Regions from separate parts of the Homo sapiens genome. Here region 1 is linked to region 2. A link is an interaction called in ENCODE POLR2A ChIA-PET data of the cell type or tissue named here. Cell type or tissue: K562. All regions are shown on one strand. Each heading gives the region's core, and the rest is flanking DNA. Links, peaks and the distances in the headings are about the cores only. Region 1 overlaps COL9A3 (collagen type IX alpha 3 chain). Region 2 overlaps NTSR1 (neurotensin receptor 1).

Region 1 (4,244 bases), core at 1-4,000, 62 kb before region 2:
ATAAGGACCCAGGGAACCAACTTCCCTCTCACTTACGAGGTCACCCTTGGGGCCGCGGAACCCTTCTGGGCCCCTCTCGCCTCGGTCACCCTGGAAAGGATGAGGTGGGGCAGGGACAGAGTTAACACCATGGAGTTGGTCGGAGAGTAGGACGGGGGCCCCTCCAGGCCCGGGCGGGGGACAGCCCTCCAGGAGTGGTCAGAGAGTGGGATGGGGGCCCCTCCAGGCCTGGGCCCTCCAGGAGTGGTCAGAGATGGCTGGAGGTGCCAGAGGGACGATGGTGACCCCTCATTCCACGTCCAGAACCAGAAAGGAGGCGAATGTCTCACAAAGAATGGATTCCATTGGTAAGCACCCCCGTACCCATGCCACAAGCCCTCCCAGGGTGTCCAGGGAACAGCTCAGCCACAGAAGAGGGGCCCCAGTGGGGCTGGGGGCGTCTGAGAGGAGCAGAGGGAAAGGGGAGAGAGGTCACGAGGCATGGCGCCCACCGTCCACTGACACACGTACCGCTTTCCCAGGCGCTCCTGGGATCCCAGGCGGCCCTCGGAACCCAATGGGACCCTGCAGAGGAGAGAGGGGATCCGGGGTCCTCTTGTCTGAGGCCTGGCTGGCATCCCCCCAGTGCTCCCTCAGGGGCGGCCCAGACACAAGCAGCCCTTCCTCTAGGGCTCCCCAGCAAGTTCCCCCAAGATGCCACCTAGTAGTCTCCAAATCCCTGCTTCCCCTCCTGCTCTGGCCTAAGCCACAACAGCCCTCACAGCAGCCTGGGACCGTGTGTGTGGGTGTCAGCGAGCAGAGTTCATCAGCCCTCGCCCGGGCACACGCGTGAATAGCCCTCACAGCAGCCTGGGACCGCGTGCGGGCATCAGTGAGCGCCGACTGTCAGCTCTCGCCCAGGCACATGCGAGAACAGGGGCCCAGAGCAAGGCCTGCGCCACAGTGGCGATGGCCAGAGCCAGGGTGCCGGCTGCTTCAGAGTGTCACTCACGGGGCCCATCTGAAGTCTGGAGGTGCAGACAACCAGGCCCCCAGCCACCTGGCCGGCCCCCACTAGGGGCTGCAGGACTTACCCGGTCCCCAGGGGGCCCGAGTGGCCCTGGCAGTCCTCGTAATCCCCGGGGGCCCTGCGAGAGAGAGGCACAGATGCAGAGGCTGGGGCTGCACCTCCACCCCGGGGAGCACCCAGGGCCAAGGCCCTCGGGGTACCCCTGGGAGCCCTGGTGTCTTCCATGAGCCCTCAGCCTCAGCTCAGGTCCCCCAGAGGGAGGGGGCACCAGCCTTGAGGTCAGCAGCCTTGGCAGAGGTGGGACCCCCAGCCAGGTCGCGCTCCTGTGCCTGGGTGTTGGCCAAACACCCCCCAGCCGGAGCTGGCCCCCTCGGGGGTAGATATGTGCAGGGCTTGATCACTCTGTGGGCTGAGTTCCCATCCCACCATCCTTACCCCTTCCTAGCCTCACCTGCAGCCCCACGCTGCCCGGGAGGCCGGCGGGCCCAGGGGGGCCAGGGTCACCCTGAAACAGAGGGGATAGGGTGGTCAGCGGCCCAGTCTGGCTCTCCTTGCACCTTTCGGTGCCTCCAGTCACCCTACTCAAGCCCAAGCAGCTGGGGGTGTTGCCCCCTTCACAGCTGGGCCTTGGAGGCTCTGTGAAGGGGACACTTGCCCACAGTTCCAGAGCAGTCCCGCGAGTCTCGGTGGCCTCGCCCTGCCGGGCCGGGGTCCGTGGTCACTGTTCCCACAAGGCCCTTCAGCCCTGTCCAGGCCCCTCCTCGTGGCCAAGCAGGGACCCCTCTGATGTGCACCTGGGGTCTCCTCATCTGATCACTCCAGCCACGCTAAAGGGCATCCCAGACCTGGTCCCCCGGCCTGCAGGTGACCATGGACAGACACCCTCCACGGACAGCGACCACAGGTGAGGGGAGGCTACAGGCTAAAGCCAGCCATCCTCACAGATGCCCCTCGCCCCGGCCACAGACACAAACCAGGGAGCTTCCACAGCGAGGCCAGGCAGGACGGGGTCTGTCCAGGGACCCTGCCTAAATCACCCAGCTCTGACCAGCCAGGCCCTGTCTGGAAGACAGGCACAGAAGGTGCCAGTGCAGGTGCACCCATGAAACGGTCCCTCCCCACCGCCGGAGCCCAGCCCCTCCCTCCCGCCGGAGCCCAGCCCCTCCCTCCCGCCGGAGCCCAGCCCCTCCCTCCCGCCGGAGCCCAGCCCCTCCCTCCCGCCGGAGCCCAGCCCCTCCCTCCCGCCGGAGCCCAGCCTCCAGTCCCCAGCTCCTCCCCAGCTGCTGTGCGGCAGCTTCACCTTCTCGCCGTCCTTGCCGACTTCCCCCTGCTCGCCTTTGTAGCCAGTGGGTCCCTGCAAGCAAATGTGGGGTCACTGCCCCACCCAGACCCCCCGACACCCCCTCCCTGGCAACACTGAAGTGAGGCCTGCAGGGTCAGTCAGCCCAGGGCCCGCCACACGGCAGCGCACAGGACCGCGGGTCTGGGCCCTCATGGGGAAACTGAGGCCTGAGAGGCGCTAGGACCCACATGAGGGCGCTCTGCGGTCAGGAGCGGGCCAGGGCTGGGCTGGGGTGGGAGCTTGAGGCTAGCTCTCCCCCGCAGTCTCTGACGCCTATGGCCAGTCCCAGCCTGGCCACATCAGCGTGTCACTGGGGTGCTGAAGGCGGGACAAGGAGGCTGGCCTAGCTTTCTTCCTGGGGCAACCCTGGAACCAGGGTCCAGCTTTCTGGACCCGCCACCTCCACAGCCCCATGGGAGCCCAGCTGCCTCCTGCCCAGCACAGGGTGGTGCTTGGGTCCCAGTCACCCGTGACTCACCTTGAACCCTGGCATTCCAGGGGGCCCTGGGGGACCTGGCGGGCAGATACTTGGGCACTGTCGGAAAACAGAGCAGTCAGACCCCTCCCAGCCAAACAGAGCAGGACGTCCGACGCAGGGGTCAGCGCCCGCGGGACCCCAGGAGGCCACTCTGCACGGTGACGGGACCCCGGGAGGCCACTCCTCATGGTGACAGGACCCCAGGAGGCCACTCCGCATCAGTGACGGGACCCCAGGAGGCCACTCCGCACAGATGATGGGACCCCAGGAGGCCACTCCACGTGGGTGACGGGGCCCCGGGAGGCCACTCCGCGCGGGTGTCGGGACACTCTGGGTGACAGGACCCCAGGAGGCCACTCCACACAGAGACGGGACCCCAGGAGGCCACTCCGCGTGGGTGACGGGGCCCCAGGAGGCCACTCCGCGCGGGTGTCGGGACACTCTGGGTGACAGGACCCCAGGAGGCCACTCCACACAGTGACGGGACCCCAGGAGGCCACTCCACACAGTGACGGGACCCCAGGAGGCCACTCCGTACAGGTGATGGCACTGGGACAGGACACAGACAGGGTCTCCTTCAGCACTGGCCAAGTGCAGCAGGGGCTGCATGGAGCAGCCGGCCCCACGGCAGACACTGGCTATCAAAGCAGCCATTCAGCACAGTCCCGGCCGGCACTGCAGGGGGCCTTGCAGCAGCCTCAGGTCGGGCCCATCCTCAGCACAGGAATGTGCTCGGCATGGGGCTTTTAGGAGGGGCACTGTGAGCCCAGGCAACAGGTCTGATGCTCAGGAAACCCAGGGCTGCTTCTAGATGATCCTACAGCTGCAATGGGCAGGCCAGGCCAAGGGTGCAGACCCGTATCTTCAGCCCCTGCCCCACTCAGCCCACGATCGGGGGCCCAACCACGCACCACATTCTGGAAGGTTCCCTAAAGCCTCCCTTCTGGGACACAGGCTGGCCAGGCACCTAGGCCCCGGGGTGGGGTGAGGAGAGAGGCTGGTAGACAGCGTCGGTGGTCAGGTCAGAGTGGGCCGAGCTTTTCCCTTCAAAACTATCAAACCTCTCTATGGAAACAAGGCGCTGACTGCCACCACGGACGGCCAAACAGAGAGGAGAGATGGATCCGTGGCCTCCGAAGCCCATTTTCTTTCCTCTTCATTTTTTTGAGACAGGCTTGAGCTTGGCTGCTCACGCTGGAGTGCAGTGGCTTGATCACAGCACCCTGCAACCACTGCCTCCTGGGCTCAAGTGATCCTCCCACCACAGCCATCCAAGTAGCTAGGACAACAGGCACGCCACCACGTCTGGCTACTTTAACAATTTTTTGTAGAGACAAAGATCTCACTATGTTGCCCAGGCTGGTCTCAAACTCCTGAGCTTAAGCGATCCTCCTGTCTGGGCCTCCCAAAGTGCT
Region 2 (4,492 bases), core at 211-4,210:
AGCTGGGTTCAGCCAGGGCTCCTAGGTGATGCCTGGCAGAATCTGCGCTTAAAGTCCTGTCTCCCAATCCTCTTCCTCCTCCTCCAGAGATGCAGTCAGAGAGACAGCCCCCAGCTCCAGGGAGGAAGCAGGGAGAGGGAGGAGCAGGGAGAAGAGAGGAGAGGGAAGAGAGGCTCGGAGGGAGGCTCAGAGGGGAGGGAGCCTCAGACCAGGGAGAGGCTTGAAGGGGAGAGAGGCTCTAGAGTGGAGAGGAGAGCAGGGACCTGGTTGCAGGCAGTGCTATACCCTGGGCCACCTCCAGAGTGACAGGAGCGGGTGGCACCAGGCTCCACTGTTGGTGGAGGGGGCTCAGACTAGGCCGGGGCAGAGAAGGAGCCGGGCAGCCAGGCATGAAGCTCATGATTGACACCAATTCCTTAACCTTAAACATCACGGAGTGTCCAACTCTGGGGACGAATCGGGGTGTGGACAGGTTCAGGCAGGGAGCCCGTGGAGGGCAGCAGTCGAGGGCCCGGGTACCGCTCTGGGCCAGGAGGGACACTGGCCTGGCCGCCAAGGCCAGATGCCAAGGAAGGCAGCCTCCGCCTCCCTCCCAGCTCCCCTGACGCGGCCAACCTTGGTCCTGCGGGCCGGGCCCTGAGTGCTAACTTCCACCTTATCCCACGTCCCAGCTCACAGTGGCAGAGCTGGAGTCCAGCCCAGGACCCTGTGCGTCACCACCTGTGCGCTCATGGCTGTGCTGTGCTGCCGGGGGAAGAGCTGGCATCCCCTCTTCACCCAGTGCTCGCCACGCAGCCTCTGGGTGCACAACACAGGCCCCCCAAGGGCTCCACATGGTGGGTGCCCTCTCCCTGTGCCCACCTTGTGGCCACGCACAGCCGAGGGGAAGCGGGACCCCGAGGCAGCAGGCTCTCCTCGTCCCCATCCGGCCTCCTCCTGGCTCTGGCTTCCCTCTGTCGGGGGTTTAAGGCTTCCTAGAGAGAGCAGCTGTTGGGTGAGAGGGTCTTCCCGGAGACCCTGCAGCCTCTTCTGAATCAGGGGCCCAGGAGTCCTCACTCAAGCCATCCCCACCTCTGAGCTGGGCAGGTGCGGCTCGGAGGGGAAGGTGGGGGACCATGCCCTTAGGGTGGGTGGGGTTGTCCTGTGTTTCTGCTGTCCTTTGGGTTAAGGTGTGGGGATCTTTGTTACCAGGAGATGCTGTGGCCACTAACGCTTTAGCACAGATAAGGACAGGCTGAGCCTGGTGGGGATCTGGGGCAGCGCCGCTTGGGAGGGCAGGCGAAGGTGAGTGCTGGGTGCTGGGAGGGAGGGGCCTGGCAGCGTGTGCCAAGATCCCTTTAGATGATCAGGGTTATAGTTTATCTCCCCACCCTCACCCAGACCCCTCCCAGCCCTGCTGCCACCTGGCTGCCCCCAAAGGAAGGAGTCCTGAGCCCCCAGGCACAGGAAAACAACACTTAGAGAATCTCTAAGTGCTGCAGGGAGGTGGAGGCAGGGCCAGAGCTGCTGAGGACGGCCAAGAGGACCCCCTCAGGAAGGGGTGCTCCCTGCCATCAGGACCCAGGAACCATGGCAGGCTCCTGACCACGAGGGCCCCAAGGCTCCTCCCCTCTCCCCCTAGGCCCCTACTCAGCCCCTCCATGGGCGCTCAAATCCCTCAAGCTCTCAACCCGCCTTCTCCCTCCCCTATTGCTCCCCTAGCACCTGCCCTTCTCCTCTCCAGCCACTCTGAGCCCCTCATGTCCCTGGGGAGACCCCTCACTCCTGCACTCTCCCTTGCTCAGGCTCTGCCTCCCACTGGCCCACCTGCCTCCTCCTCCAGGCAGCCTTCCTGGACTGTTCAAGCCCAAGCAAATGCTTCTTTTGCTGAGCTCCACAGGGTGAGCCCAGCACTCCTAATCCTGAGGCCCAGGAGGCTTATGAGAAAGACCCCAGGGCACCACCCTGCAGACTCTGCTGTCACCGGCCTCTTGTGGCTCAGGCTCAGGCAAGCCGGAGAAAAGCTTTTGGTGCCCTAAAAAGGAGCACAGCAGAGAGCCAGAGCCGCCCAACCAGGGATGGAGAATGACCCGGGCCTTGGCGGGGGAGAATTGGAAACGGTGGGTCTGGGAGGTGCCTGGGAACCCTCATTTTCAGAGCAGAAGCCCTGGGGGTGAGGGTTCAGCTGCATCTTCTGTCTCCTCAGTAGCCTGCACGGGGCTGGGCCCAGGCCAGAGGCTCAGTACTGCACCCGGGCCTATCTGTCCACTGCTAAGGCCTCGATGGGGCCATGGCCCCCTCCCCCACAACCACAGGACCCCTGGGCTGGCTAGAGGGGGCCATGGAGATCTGAGCTGAGCGGTCATGGGACCCCGGGCTCCCCGCTTCACTGAGCGTCCTCTGTGTTCAGCTCACAGATCAGGAGACTGAAGCTCAGGAGACGGTGAGGACTTTTGCCCACACAGGCCCCTCGGTGGTCACTAGGCCCTGCAGGGGGCCCACTGCTCCTTGAAGCACTAGGGAGGGTGGGTGGGCTGTGAGCAGAGGGATCCCGGCGCCCCCCACCCGCCAGCTTCTGGGACCAGAGCCCTGTAGACTTTGGTAAGAGGCCCAGTGCAGGCTGGCTGCTGCGTCGGTGCGTGTCTGAATGAAGGAGTGAATGAATGAGTGGGTGGGTGGGCACATGCAGGCCCTCAACACTCAAGTCCACATCGAGGCCCTTCGGCCACCTTTATTGAGAGATACACGGGGTTTGTTTTCACCACCTGCAGATGGTGGGAGTGGGGGTGGGCGTTTGAGCTGTGAGGGCTGTGCCGTCACCAGGGGCCGGCTCAGGGGCTCCGGACTCCATGACCGACGCACTCATGGCACGCAGGGCCAGCTTCCGGGGCCACATCATGACCTGGCCGCAAGCTAGTGATACGAGATCAGGTGTCGTGGGTGTGTCTGTGGTGCGTGGACACGTGTCCCTACCTACGGTAAGTGCACAGATAGGAGCATCAAGACATCAACGGGAAAAGCCGACTTCAGTCACAGCCACAGACCCCGCCCCAGAGACCCCACGTCTACCGAGGGTCTAGGGCAGTGGGGCATCCACTCTGCCCTCTCTCAGAGCACCATCCTGAGAGACACCATTCTGTCTGTTCCGGGGTGGATCCTCCAGGACAGTCTCATCCAGCTGAGAGGGCGGAACGACCACATCTGTTCCTTAGATGGGGAAACCGAGGCTCAGAAATTATGGCCCAAGGTCCAGGAGCCCCAGAGAAGGGTCTGAGGCTGCCCTGTCTGGCTCTGAGTCCAGGTCCTCGTTCAGAGCCCAGCCTGAGGGGCCTTAGCATTTGCTAGACTCTGAGCCCACTCCTGAGCAGGGGTAGGGGCTGCACTGACCTCTGGACATCCCTGGCTGGCAGCAAAGCTCTTCCGCCCAGAGCAGACTATGTCATGGGGGCTCTGTGGGGGAGGAAGGCCCCTCTGTGCTGGCCCTGTTTCCCTGGGGTTGGTGGCCCTTGGGCACTGGGAGGGCTGCCTGGCTGATGACCAGGCTTGTGGGGGCAAAGTTTGGCAGGAAGTGCAGCGAATAGGCCTGACTCCCCTGGGCCCTGTTCTTGGTGAGCCGAAGGGTCCTGTGGTTGGAGAGGGATTTTGTGGGGTTCAAGGAACCCGTCAACTCAACAGCCAGATCCAAGCGACTGCAGATACTGTAGCATTCGACTCTCATTTCTCAGACGGGGAAACTGAGTCCAGAGAAGGCAAAGTGGCTGAACACAGCCCAAGACCAGGTGTCCGGGTCCTGGGTCGACATGGCCGGTGCAGGCAGCCAGCCCAGAGCCCATTTCCCTGGGGCAAAGGCTGCTCTGAGACAGGGAAATCCCTTGAAGAAAAGGCTGACTTTTGCTTCCTGTGGCTCCCAGCTCCTGGCTGGTCCCGGCCAGCTTCTCCTGGGACTGTCTTCTCTTAGGCTTAGGCGACCTTCTTAAGCCAGGGGCCTGGCTAGTCATGTGCTCTGTGGAGCCTGGATCCTAGAGACCAAGGAGGCGCCAGCTTTTTCAACTGCTTGGAGGCCGGGGCCAGGGCTGCCGCCGCCAGAAGGTGACAAATGAGTCTGTGCCTCAGCCCAGGGCTGCCGGCCAGCGGTGCCTGGACACACCGCTCCTTCTCACCTGAAGCCTGAGTTCCTGGGACCTGGCATCTTACTCAGAGACCAGGCACCATCGCCCCTGTCCCACATTCCCCTTCTCAAGGCCCCACCCTGAAGCCAGCTCTGGGCCTGGCTCCAGACCTCAGCCTGCACAGCCACAAGCAAAGCACACGGAATGCGCACCCCATCCTGGCCACGGCCACTCGGGCAGGTGCTGGAGACCAGGCCCCTGATCCGGCGTCCCTTCTGCCGAGCCCGAGAGGCCACAGCTGAAGATCTTGAGGCTGAGGCCTGAGCCCCCTCCCATGTGGTGTCCTGGCAGAGCCCCTGGGCCTTGGCCTGGGTGAGGATGGGAGGGAGGAGGGGAGGCTGGGG

What was found. Peaks named below come from ENCODE experiments on the same cell type or tissue, not always from the same donor. Only the 100,000 strongest peaks of a DNase experiment are listed, where the experiment ranks them.
Region 1: POLR2A ChIA-PET joins it to region 2 with 5 read pairs; 3 of 35 experiments call an interaction of 5 or more read pairs at or near these places.

What each region holds. Positions count from the first base shown.
Region 1 is chr20:62,823,087-62,827,330 of GRCh38, reverse strand. It overlaps COL9A3 (collagen type IX alpha 3 chain), which reads right to left. Exons shown (of 32, transcript NM_001853.4): 11 at 2,830-2,886; 12 at 2,310-2,363; 13 at 1,461-1,514; 14 at 1,074-1,127; 15 at 511-564; 16 at 37-90. Among named protein-coding and RNA genes, the nearest start is that of COL9A3, 8.2 kb to the right of the region's middle. RefSeq lists a silencer at 2,073-2,132 and enhancers at 2,721-3,408, 3,409-4,097. In K562, for the core only: no CTCF peak of the experiment used is centred there; a DNase peak (open chromatin) is centred at 2,140; H3K4me3 peaks cover 479 bases.
Region 2 is chr20:62,760,964-62,765,455 of GRCh38, reverse strand. It overlaps NTSR1 (neurotensin receptor 1), which reads right to left. Exons shown (of 4, transcript NM_002531.3): 4 at 2,685-4,492. Among named protein-coding and RNA genes, the nearest start is that of LINC00659, 14 kb to the left of the region's middle. RefSeq lists an enhancer at 3,596-4,375. In K562, for the core only: no CTCF peak of the experiment used is centred there; no DNase peak of the experiment used is centred there; H3K27me3 peaks cover 49 bases.